Linked DNA regions of Homo sapiens: all the other regions are linked to region 1. A link is a contact called in ENCODE Hi-C or POLR2A ChIA-PET data. All regions are on one chromosome and are shown on one strand. Each heading gives the region's core, a stretch centred on a gene start or an enhancer-like site at or near the end of the contact. The rest is flanking DNA. Distances are from core to core; before and after follow the strand shown. Region 1 overlaps XYLT1 (xylosyltransferase 1). Region 2 has its middle 60 kb from the start of XYLT1. Region 3 has its middle 400 kb from the start of XYLT1.

What was found. Hi-C counts contacts between places; a loop is a spot of excess contacts on that map. ChIA-PET counts read pairs that join two places held with the same protein, here RNA polymerase II (POLR2A). Pooled maps may share reads with other maps.
Region 2: a map of GM12878 shows a loop between it and region 1 (2.4-fold over the local background). The contact joins two enhancer-like sites. A Hi-C loop is called at or near these places in 1 of 168 maps with a recorded cell type or tissue (GM12878), 11 of 37 single-sample maps with no recorded cell type and 5 of 50 pooled maps.
Region 3: a map of kidney shows a loop between it and region 1 (4-fold over the local background). The contact joins two enhancer-like sites. A Hi-C loop is called at or near these places in 1 of 168 maps with a recorded cell type or tissue (kidney), 28 of 37 single-sample maps with no recorded cell type and 9 of 50 pooled maps. POLR2A ChIA-PET finds 5 or more read pairs at or near these places in 1 of 52 experiments (activated B cell).

What each region holds. Positions count from the first base shown.
Region 1 is chr16:17,299,645-17,303,446 of GRCh38, reverse strand. The region is part of intron 2 of XYLT1 (xylosyltransferase 1); the gene reads left to right. Among named protein-coding and RNA genes, the nearest start is that of XYLT1, 170 kb to the left of the region's middle. RefSeq lists a silencer at 1-33. Within about 2 kb of position 1,751, at least 9 of the 41 ENCODE cell types and tissues checked have a DNase peak (open chromatin) inside an H3K27ac peak, as active enhancers do.
Region 2 is chr16:17,528,635-17,532,468 of GRCh38, reverse strand. No RefSeq gene overlaps it. Among named protein-coding and RNA genes, the nearest start is that of XYLT1, 60 kb to the right of the region's middle. RefSeq lists an enhancer at 2,043-2,162. Within about 2 kb of position 2,333, at least 4 of the 41 ENCODE cell types and tissues checked have a DNase peak (open chromatin) inside an H3K27ac peak, as active enhancers do.
Region 3 is chr16:17,069,069-17,073,411 of GRCh38, reverse strand. No RefSeq gene overlaps it. Among named protein-coding and RNA genes, the nearest start is that of XYLT1, 400 kb to the left of the region's middle. RefSeq lists an enhancer at 2,007-2,326. Within about 2 kb of position 2,376, at least 10 of the 41 ENCODE cell types and tissues checked have a DNase peak (open chromatin) inside an H3K27ac peak, as active enhancers do.

The DNA.
Region 1 (3,802 bases), core at 502-3,001:
AGCTAAAGCAGAAGTGTGCAAACTGTCTGTAGAGGACCAGATAGATTAGTAAATATCTGAGCCTTTGCTGGCCACATGGGCTCTGTCACCGCTAAGCAGTTCTGCCAGCGTGGCTGTACAGTAGCTGTAGATAATATGCAAATGAACGGGAGTGGTTGTGTACCAATAAAACTTTGGTTCGCAAAAGAGGATTGCAGGCCAGATTTGGTCTTAAAGCTGTAGTTTGCCAACCCCTGAACTAAATATGATTTCCATGAGGGCAGGAACCACGTCATTATTTTTTACATCATTGTATCTCATGCAGGGAGCCCAATTCTTTGCACATGGTAGTTCTTGAATGAATGAATGAGTAAACCAAGGAATCAGTGAGTGGTCTGTCTTTCAAGATCCATCACGACTGAAGCTCCAGTCCTCCCCTTTCCTTTCCCATGTACTCCCCTTCCCTACCCATACTGCCAACCCTACCCCAGCTTATCCCCTTGCATTAAGCTCACGGTCACATGTGTGCTCACTTGCTAGCTCTCTCTCGCTTTCTCTTTTCTCTCCCCCTCACCCATTCTAGACCCAAGGTCAACCCCTTCCTTCCCTAGTCTTCCTCAAAAGCCTTGGGGGATTGAGTAACCCGTTATTGTGCCAGTGGTGGCTTTTTTCTGGAACCTTTTGAAGTTCTGTGGTTTGTTGATTCATCTCTTTACACCCATCCCTCTTTCAGGAAGGGTTTATGGCAGTCTGCATGGGTGTACTAAACAAAATAAGACTGCAAAAATTAAAACTGAGACAAAGAAAGGAAACACAACCATAGGACCATCATACCTTGGAGCTGGAATAGGTATTAACACCTACACCATGGTGGGGAACTGGAGATTTGACAAAGAGCTTTCTGGCTGCCATCAAGGAAAACAAATCTGTCCCTTCCACTGCCCTGTATCCAAATAATTGACACAGGCCATTGCTCATGGCAGGTGGATCTGTTCTCAGTGCTCAGTTCAGATGGAAATTTCTCCAGAGGGCCTCACAAGAGGAGGAAGAGGAAGGACCAGCAGGCTTTGCAGCTTGCTAACAGCAGACAGGATGAGGTATTCATGGCTGTCTGCTACGACGGTGTCCCCTGGTCTAGACTCGACATCTTATGCTGATACTCAGCAGAGTAAGGACACATCCTGGTACCTGGGCCTGGGTTGACCTCGACATGTATTTTTTTATTATTATTATTATTAGTAGTAGTAGTAGTAGTAGTATTTTGAGATCGAGTCTTGCTCTGTCACCCAGGCTGGAGTGCAGTGGCACAATCTTGGCTCACTGCAACATCCACCTGGTGGGTTCAAGCAATTCTCCCATCTTAGCCTCCTGAGTAGCTAGGGTGTATGCCACCACGCCTGGCTAATTTTTGCATTTTTAGTAGAGATGGGGTTTCACCATGTTGGCCAGATTGGTCTTGAACTTCTGACCTCAAATGATCCGCCCACCTTGGCCTCCCAAAGTGCTGAGATTACAGGCATGAGCCACTGTGCCGAGCCCTGACATGTATTTTAGGGAAGCTACCAGAACAAACAGACCATGTGGTCTCCAAGCACCACTGGAGCATAAAGAGGAAGCTCTTAGTCTGAGAGAGAGACCAGGTGAAAATTCCAGCTCAGATGCTGACCTCTGGCCTAGTCTTTCCACTTTTGTAAACCTCCGAGTCTTCATCTAAGAAGTGAGAGTTGATATTAGCATTCGCCACCTGTTGTTGCGGTGGAGTCTGATGAAACGCCTTCGCACTGTGGCCTTTGCATCTATTATTGTATTTAAACTTGGCAGCGACATTGCAAGGTAAATGTCACCCCATCTGCTTCACGCTGTTCTGAGTACTTTAGCTCAGTATTACTCAAGCATTACTTTCTTTCATTATCACCCTCCCAAGAAGAAAAATTTAATTTAATATAAATTCTCCCTTGTGAGAGAAATTAAATACTGTGGGAAAAGATTTTATCAGATAGGGTTGAGCTTTGGGGGACGGCTGACCATTGCAATATCTAAGACTATTATTATTATTTTGAGACAGAGTTGTGTTGTGTTGCCCAGGCTGGAGTACAGTGGTGCAATCTTGGCTCAGTGCAACCACTGCCTCCTGAGTTCAAGGGATTTTCGTGCCTCAGCTTCCTGAGTAGCTGGGATTATAGGCGCCCGCCACCATGCCTGGCTAATTTTATATTTGTAGTAGAGACAGAGTTTCACCATGTTGGCCAGGCTGGTCTCAAACTCCCAACCTCAACTAATCCACCCGCCTCAGCCTCCCGAAGTGCTGGGATTATAAGTATGAGCCACTGTGCCCAGCCTAAGATTTTTTTTTTCTCACACACATATACTCCCCCAAATTTTGCTTGCTTGGTGGGGGTGACAGTCATCCCTATTGAGAATATGTGCTTTAGATATACAAACTAACTCCTATTAAAGCTCTAGTTGAGAGAGAAAGGAACGGAGGCCCAGAGAGGTAAAGTAACATACCCAGAGTTGCACAGCTAATGAGAAAGGATCTGAATTGTCTTATGGATTGCTCTAGACGGTGCTTAAAGCACAGTCTAACTTATAGCAGCAAACTGTACGTGTTATTTTGTGTCTTGCTTTTGTCGCTTACCTATCTAGCTCATCGATTGTTCTGGTTCAGTATATATATCATGGCCCCCATTCTTTTTAATAGCTGCATTAGGCTGGGCGCGGTGGTTCACATCTGTAACTCCAGCACTTTGGGAGGCTAAGGTGGGCAGTCATCTGAGCCCAGGAGTTCCAGACCAGCGTGGCCAAGGTGGTGATGAAACCCCGTCACTACTAAAAACATGAAAATTAGCCAGGTATGGTGGCAGGTGCCTGTAACCCCAGCCACTCGGGAGGCTAAGGCAGGAGAATCACTTGAACCCAGGAGGCAGCAGTTTCAGTGAGCCGAGATCGTGCCGCTGCACTCCAGACTGGGTAACAGAACAAGACTCCATCTCAAAAAAAAAAAAAAAAAAAAAAGAAAGAATGAAAGAAAGAAATAGCTGCATTATTTTGCATTTGCATTCACATAGCATGGTTTATTTAACCATACCACAACTGCTGAGGCTGAAGTGGTTTCTAGTCTTTGGCAATTAAAAACTCGCCATAGCAATCCTCCCTACACGCATATCATTTTGCTTAAATGCAAGTTAAATGTGAAGGTTACATGCCTAGAAATGAAGTCTGTGCACACTTCTTAAAAGATAGCATTTTGTCAGAGGCACAAAAATATCTCCACAAAGCTAAGATTCTTACGGAGCCATCCAAGGTCAGTTTTCACCATGTTCTTAACAGCTAAGCCACTCTTTTGACCCCCAAATTCCTCCCGACCTGGTTATTGATTTAGCTGTGGGCTCCCCACCCCCGCCACCTTTTATGCCTTTGGTCACCAGATTATCCTCTTGTCATCTGGTATTTCCCTACCAGGCTTCCCACAGTTTATTTTTGAACTTCAGTTCTCATCTCATTAACAGAAAGCCTAGGCGGCCAGATTCCATTCCTGCTGCCGGGGTCAGTGCTTTGAAAAAGGGTCGTTAATAAAGCAGCATCATAGCTTATCCTGGGTCCTTCATGTCCACCAGGATGGGGGAAAAGCAGAATCCTTCCTGTGTCCCTCGTCTTTCTGAAACTTTTCTCTAAGAACTCGAACCAGTCTCATTCTGCAGACCTTCCTGGGCCTTCATTATATAAGAGCTATGTTCTGGCAGTTAGGGAAATCTAGCATGAGTGGCCCCCATTCAATTCTGCAGGGGACAAAAAGCCTCTCTTCTCCTAAAGCTTGCTGGTA
Region 2 (3,834 bases), core at 1,084-3,583, 230 kb before region 1:
GAAGACATGTTTTAACCTGAAAGAAAATGTCTCAACCACAGAGCTTCTGACATGGGAGGTCCGTTCCTTTACTACGAGGCAGGAGTCAAAGTGAGCAGACGGGAAGGCAGAGAGTTGTGCATATCAGCTGGAACCAAAGTCTCACACTTATGCCCCCAAGCAGGGCTGCATTCCAGACATCTTGTCCTCTTTGGTGGCCAGGAATAGAGAGATAGGGTGGGGTCCATGTCAAGCTTCTGTTTGACAAAAAACAAACCAATTCAGGCTGGTATCAACGAAAAGGAAAAAAAAAGTATTAGAAGTTATTAGTGGCCAGGAGCGGTGGCTTATGCCTATAATCCCAGCACTTTGGGAGGCCGAGACGGGTGGATCATGAAGTCAGGAGATCAAGACCATCCTGGCTAACACAGTGAAACCCCATCTCTACTAAAAATACAAAAACTTAGCCGGGCATGGTGGCAGGTGCCTGTAGTCCTAGATACTTGGGAGGCAGAGGCAGGAGAATCACTTGAACCTGGGAGGCCGAGGTTGCAGTGAGCCAAGATCACACCACTGCACTCCAGCCTGGGTGACAGAGCAAGACTCCAGCTCAAAAAAAAAAAAAAAGGTATTAGTTAGTTCATAAGATCTCTAGGAGGTGGCATAGGGGATGGGACGGTGGCCTCCAAAAAGATATGACCATGTCCTAATCCCTGAAATCTGTAAATGTGGCTTTATTTGGCAAATGGGGTCTTTACAGATGGAAATAATTTAAAGGCCCTGAGATGAGGAAATCATTCTGGATTATCCACGTGAACCCTGAATCCAATGACAAGTGTCCTAAGAGCGAAGCAGAAGTCATTATATGAAATAGACACTTGCACATGCATGTTTATAGCAGCACAGTTCACAATTGCAAAAATATAAAACCAGCCTAAATGCCCATCAACCAACAAGTGGATAAAGAAAATGTGGTATATATAGATACTGTGGAATACTACTCAGCCATAAAGAGGGACAAAATAATGGCACTCACGACAATCTGGATGGAGTTAGAGACCATTATTTTAAATGAAGTAACTCGCGAATGGAAAACCAAATATTGTATGTTCTTACTCATAAGTGGGAGCTAAGCTATGAGGATGCAAAAGCATAGAAATGATACAGTAGACTTTGGGGACTTGGGGGTACATGGGGAGGGGGGTGAGGGATAAAAGACTACACACTGGTTACAGTTACACTACTCAGGTGCACAAAAATCTCAGAAATCACTACTTAAGAACTTTTCTTTCTCTTTCTCTCTCTCTTTTTTTTTTTTTTGGAGACAGAGTCTTGCTCTGTCACCCAGGCTAGGGTGCACTGGCCCAATTTCAGCTTACTGCAACCTCTGCCTCCTGGGTTTCAAGTGATTCTAGTGCCTCAGCCTCCTGAGTAGCTGCGATTACAGGTGCATGCAACCACGCCTGGATATTTTTTTTTTTTTTTTGTATTTTTAGTAGAGATAGGGTTTCACCATGTTGGCCAGGCTGGTCTTGAACTCTTCCCCTCAAGTGATCTGCCCACCTCAGCCTCCCGAAGTGCTGAGATTACAGGCGTGAGCCACCACACCCAGCCCACCACTAAAGAACTTTTCCATGCAACCAAACACTACACGTTTCCCCAAAACTATTGAAATAAAAGTAAATATTTTAAAAAATAAATAAAAATGAGATTTTTTAAAAAGTGAAACAGAAAGAGTCTTAATACCATCAGAAGAGAAGACATAGAGAAGAGAAGGAAGCCTGACCATGCAGGTAGCAATGAGAGTGATGCAGCCAGAATTCAAGGAATGCCAGCAGCCACCAGCAGATGAAGAAGCAAAGAAGGAATTCTCCCCTAGAGCCTCCAGAGGGAAAGCCACCATTGAGGGAAATGCCAGCTTCCATGGTGAAGGCTGGAGCAAGCAAGCTGATTGGTGGAAATGAGGTCACGTGCTTTTACCCTAGCTGCAAGGGAAGCTGGGAAAACTGGTATCAGCTTCTGCAGAGAAAGGTGGGAACAGAGACCAGGAGGATTCCCTCAGCATAGGTAGGTTCTGGGCAGTCAAAAATGAGGAGAGATGTTCTCTAGAGGTGGCTAGCAGAGCACATCTTCATTCTGCACTCTGACTCCTCCTATTAGTTGGAAATAACAGGGAATCCCCTGCTTCTCCAAGTCTAAGCAGCTCTGCAGCCACCTTGCTGGGTGAGCCAGGTCTCAGGTGTCTTGCTCCTGTGTTTCATGAACTATCGGTTTTGCTTGCCCAATTCCATTACCGTAGCAGCTGGGTTTTAGTTTTGGTTTTGTTTTTTTCTGAGTTAACTATTCTTTCGTTGTCAGGGCTTGCATCCTGTTGAAGGCTGCTCAGCAACGCAGGCTGTGTTACATGATGTGGCCTCACCACTCTCCCCAGTATCTCTCCACTGCTCCCTGGGCTTCAGCCGCACTCATTTCTCCCACTGCTTCTGGAATATTCCAGGTACCCTGCTCATCAGGGCTGTCGCTCACTTGCTCCCTTCTGCCTGGAATACACCTCCCTTCCACCTGCTATGACTTACTGCCTCATTTGATTCAGCTCTTTGCCCAAATGTCACCTCTTCCAAATGACTTTTCCCAGCTGCTTGATCTAAAACAGTAGCCCCTTCTCATCACTCTTCATCTTTTACCTGCTTTACTATAAAAGCATTTATCACTAGCTAGTATGAATTATGCATTTATTCGCTTATTTTTTTATTGGGCACTTTCCCCCCGCTAGAACACAAGTTCCATGAAAAGAGAAATCTTTATATTTTGCTTGCTACTGTATCCCTCGTGTCTAGAATAATTCTTGAAATGCAGGAGTTGTTCCGCATGTACTAGCGGAATGCATAAATTATATTGTCACTAATAGTTTAAATATTTCCCCTTTTTAACTAGGATTTAGTCATTTCTAGAAAATGATTCTTTCCATCATTCTGCCTGTCTTCCAGAGCCTAGCAGAGTGTCAAACTCATAATGGGCCACAGGGAATATTTATGGGAGGGATGAGTGAATGGGTGAGCACATTTAGACTCTCGTTAAAACCAAACACTTGGCAATAAAATGCAAGATTCTCAAGTTGCGATTTCTTCTAATGGTATTTCCCAACTTTAAGCTGGCATCCAATACAATCATTTCTGTCTTTCTAGAGCTGTACTCACACATATAGACAGCTTATATGGTTTTGTACGCATGGAATCTTATGCTAGTAAGGAGTGATAAACATTTGTCTACTTTGTATGTTTATTCATTAGCACAATCTCTTCCCCCTCCACCAGACAAGAACTGATGTTGAACACCATTCTGTGGAACAGATAAACAGGGATGGTTTTGGCTGGGGGCCCCGGTCATTGTCCACATCACCTACCCTTGTGTCATCACAACTCTAAGCTCTGGGTCTCTCTGGCAGCTTTGGAAACACCTGTATTGAGAAGAACAAGGAGTGTGTTTGTCTCTTTCAGATTCCACACAAATACCCCTTATTCCCTTTCTCTTCTTTTGTTGGCAATGAAGATTCTAGGGGTGTGTCCAGGCTCAGACAGCCTCACGGGAGGTTGCAAGCCTGGGTAGGGGAATGTGAGCAGAACAACCAAGACAGCCTAGATGGAGATTTCTGTCCTCATGGTTTAATTCCCTGTATTTCCTTTTGGCTCAATCTTGGGCCATTAAAGGAAGAGGCTTCATTATATATATGTGCGTGTGTGTGTCTGTGTGTGTGTATGTTTATTTTTATATGTATATATATAATTTATATATATAATCTGCTATGTACTATGTACTATATTACACATTGTATATACTGTGCCGTGTACTATTAGG
Region 3 (4,343 bases), core at 1,127-3,626, 230 kb after region 1:
AATTCGTAACACCTCCCTTCTAGAGTCATCATGATGATCCTGACGCTCACTAAAGAGTCTGGTAATTTAGAATTCAACGAAATTGTCTCCAACTCCCAACCAGAATATGACTGGAGCCCCACATCTCTCCGAGGTTCCCTAGAGGGACAGGAAGAGGGGACCTGTGTCTTTCCTCATCACATGTGGCTCCAACTTCCTGGTTTCACTAACACTGTTGGAATGGGGGCTGGGGACTGGAAGAGATTTACTGGAAACTTTAATCAAGGCCTGTTGCCCAAGGAGTAGCCAAAGAAGAGGGTGTACGTGTAGTTTATTTCCTGTAACTTTCTTTTCCTACAACTCAACTGTAGTTTGGGGCAAGGTTTTCAATGGGATAGGTTGAGAGTTAACCCTATGACCTAGAGTTGTTGGTGGCAAGTTCTGAAAGTCTTGGTGTTTAACAAGTTCCTCAGGTGATTTTGATGCACAGACATCTTCTGTGAAATATTCAGAATGGTTTTGGCATGTGTTAGAATTTCTTGCGGGCTTCTCAATGTCTAGCACAGGGCTTTAGGGTTCCCAGTAAGTTATTTTGAGATGGGATGTTTTGTTCACTGATGTAGCCCCAGTGCAGTGCCTGGGACATAGTATGTGCTCAATAATAATTATTATTTTGCTTCAATCGAATGACTGTCCTCTTTGAAGAACTTTATAAAGAGATCACTCATTATTTAAACACAGACAAAGGTAAAGAGAAGCTTGGTTCACAGAGATCATGAAGTTGATGATGATGATGATAGACAGTTACTGAACTAGAATGATTCTGGGGCCCCAATTCTTTACCTCTCTTTGTGTTCACACCCTTACTATAAAAATTTGCAATTACTTCAACAAAAGGGAGGGTATGCTTTCCCAATTCTTGACTTTGGGCTCAACTTCGTGACTTGCTTTGGCCAATGGGATATTAGCAGATATGACATGGGATAGATTTGAAATGCACTTATGTGGTTGGGCATACCCTCTAGTGACTAACATCATCACCGTGAGAAGCACTTTCCCTTCAGCCTGAGTCCCAGAATAATCACAGAGTCATCCTATCCTGCAGCAAAGTAGATGCTTATTCACTGCATGCCACTAAGATTGTGTGGGTGTTTGTTATGCAGCACTGACCAACTCATGATGGTGATGGCAGTGACTTTAATAAATATATCCACCTCCATTTTTACAGAGTAAGTTTTAGTAACACAGAGGAGACACAAACTACAAGGGTCCTGGGTTGTGAGGTCTGACTTGGCTTAAATCCAGGCTCTACAACTTACTGTGAGATTAGGACTCGTCATCCCAATGTCCTCATCTCTAAAATAAGAATAGTGTTTATCTTACAATGTAGTGATGAAGAATACATGAGACGATGCCTATTGGGTGCCTGATGCAGAGTAAGCACTCAACAAAACCAGAAGGCAGGGAGGGAGGGAGGGAAAAAAGGAAGGAGGGAGGGAAGGGGGGGAAAAGCAAAGGGGGAGGGAGGTAAAAAAGGAAGAAGGGAGGGAGGAAGAAAGGGAGGGCCAACAAGAGAAAAGGGGAGGGGAGGGGAGTGGAGGGGAGGGGAAGAGAGGGGAGGAAAGGGGAGGGGAAGGGAGGGGAGGAAAGGGGAGGGGAAGGGAGGGGAGGGGAAGGGGAGGGGATGGGAGGAAAGGGGAGGGGAGGGGATGGGAGGAGAGGGGATGGGAGGAGAGGGGAGGGGAGGTGATGGGAGGAGAGGGGAGGGGAGGGGAGGGGACGGGAGGGGAGGAGCGGGGAGGGGAGGAGCGGGGAGGAGAGGGGAGGGGAGGAACGTGGAGGGGAGGAGCGGGGAGGAGCGTGGAGGGGAGGAGCGGGGAGAGGAGAGGAGAGGAGAGGAGAGGGGAGAGGAGAGGGGAGAGGAGAGGAGAGAGGAGAGGGGAGGGGAGGGAAGGGCAGAGGAGGGGAAAGAGGGGAGAAAAGAAAACATTTTTATGCAAACAGAAAGTTCACCTGCAATTGAGGGCAAAAGTTCACAGCTCACACTTCACCTCCTCTCAGCTCTGTTCACCCAGCCTAGACTCTAAGAAGAATGCCATGCCTTTCTCCCTGCGCCTCCCGAGGCACCCAGCATTTCCAGGAGTCCCACGCCAGGTGTTTCATGCTTTCACAAGGCTCTCTTCCTTTAAAACCTGTTGCCACAGGAATAGAGCTTCCGTACTCACAGTACTGGCAAAAGACCGGCAGAAAGAATAAAGAGGGGAGAAATCCACCCTCCTGTATTCTCGCTGGGAAATTACCCTTAGCCTTTGATATATTAAAATTGAAGAGCTGTAAATGCCGGTTGCCATGGCGACGTTTTGCATGCCATCCTGCGATTGGTGGCGTAAGTTCACTTTCCTTGGGGTGTTGCAGCCTAATTAGCTGTTATTTTTGTCAGTGTGGAGGAACAGCCCACACTTGCGGTTTTTGGCGGTGATTGCAGCCCCTGCAGACTCAGTTAATTTTCACAGACTACAAAGAGAGAAATGACTGGGCCCCAGTCAAATTTATAGTCTCGGAAAAGTTGCCAATGTTTAACTAAGAGTCAGAGAAAATGTTAGAGTACTCCTCAACTACTCTGGCAATTTCGGGGTCTCTAGCAATCGCAAAACTTATTGGGGTTGGATTGGGGATAAAATAAGCAGTAGGGCCCGGCACAGTGGCTCACGCCTGTAATCCCAGCATTTTGGGAGGCTGAGGTGGGCGGATCACAAGGTCAGGAGTTCGAGATCAGCCTGACCAACATGATGAAACCCTGTCTCTACTAAAAATACAAAGATTAGCCAGGCATGGTGGTGAGCGCCTGTAGTCCCAGCTATTCAGGAGGCTGAGGCAAGAGAATCACTTGAACCCGGGAGGCGGAGGCTGCAGTGAGCTGAGATCACACCACTGCGCTCCAGCCTGGGCAATAGAATGAGACTCTGTACCAAAACAAATAAATAAAATAAAATAAGCAGTAGTTAACCCAACCCCAGACTCAGTCCTTTGTTCCTGGTTCCAGCTACCTCTGCCTCTCCCGCCAGACATGCGAGCACTTGTGAGTCTGTCCTCGCTGGAATGTTTAGCGTTGCACCGCCATCTCCTAGATGTGGGTACTACACACTAACAGTATTCAAGCAAGGCTAGCAGGGACATGTGAACGCCATTTATTTGATCCACTTCTCTATCTCCACACCCAAAGATGACATAATTATGCCAGCCCACTTGGTAGATCCAGCCAATTCCCTAAAGACCTCCAGGAAAGGAATTCCATGTTGCCACAAGCCTGAAAACCAGAAAGCTGTCTTGCTGCAATTCAAACCAATTTGTTTGCAATTTTGATTATTAAATGGTCTGAAGTTAACTTTGTATTATAATATGAATTGTTCAACTCAAATTCTTTCTCAATTTTTTTTTAAACTATCTACCATGTGTTTTTGAGAACTGAAGGATTCCTTCTCTCTAGGAAAGAGAGAAGCAGATTTTGCTTTGCTAATAATTTGGGTTTCATTTTTATGACTAAGCTAAGCCCTTCCTGAGGGACTGGTAGTGGGGAGAAATTGACGTGTGTGTGTGCGTGTGTGTGTGTTGAGGGCTCAAGAACATAAAGGATATGGAAGAAACTTGAGGTTAATTTAAAAAGAGGGGAAAAGTAGAAAAAACACTGGATAAAGGCCCTAGATGCCTTGAACCTAATCCCAAAAAGCTGTCTTCAGAGGTATAATGGGCACTGTAAAATCCCTCTTTATCACTCTGCTTCTCTGTGTACCCTTCTTTTGTTTGAAGCGTTTACCCACGTTGTGGCAGAAGCTTAAAACTTTCTTTCCTAGAAGCTTTTGCAGAGAGGGCAGAGGCGTGTGGCCTAGGGTCCACCATTCAGTCATATCTGTGTGAGACTTTTCCTCTAGTTCCCACACAGAATCTATCCCAGAGAGAGGAGCAGTAGGAATGTCCAGCTTCCAGAGATAACAAAGGCAGAGATCCCTGCAATAGCATCCCATACCCAGTGCTGGTTCCCAGAATGCAGTTCCTGGCCCAAGATATCAGTAGTGGGAATTCCACCAGCACAGGGCTTCAGCGATGTCCCTGAATCCACGGCCTCTAAGCCAGGTTTCTCTGGAGATTCTCTGAGTGTCTGCAACAAATATCCTTTAGTAAGAATCTATATGTGTGTGTGTGTGTGTGTGTGTACAAGCATACATGTGTGTGTGTATGAGAGAGAATAGAGAGATTACCAGTGGTTATGGTTTTAAGTAGATGAAACCAGCCCAAGGAGTTCCCTAGAAAGAGAATACACATCAGTTCCCTCATGACCCAGGGTTCCAGCTCTTATCCAAGAGACC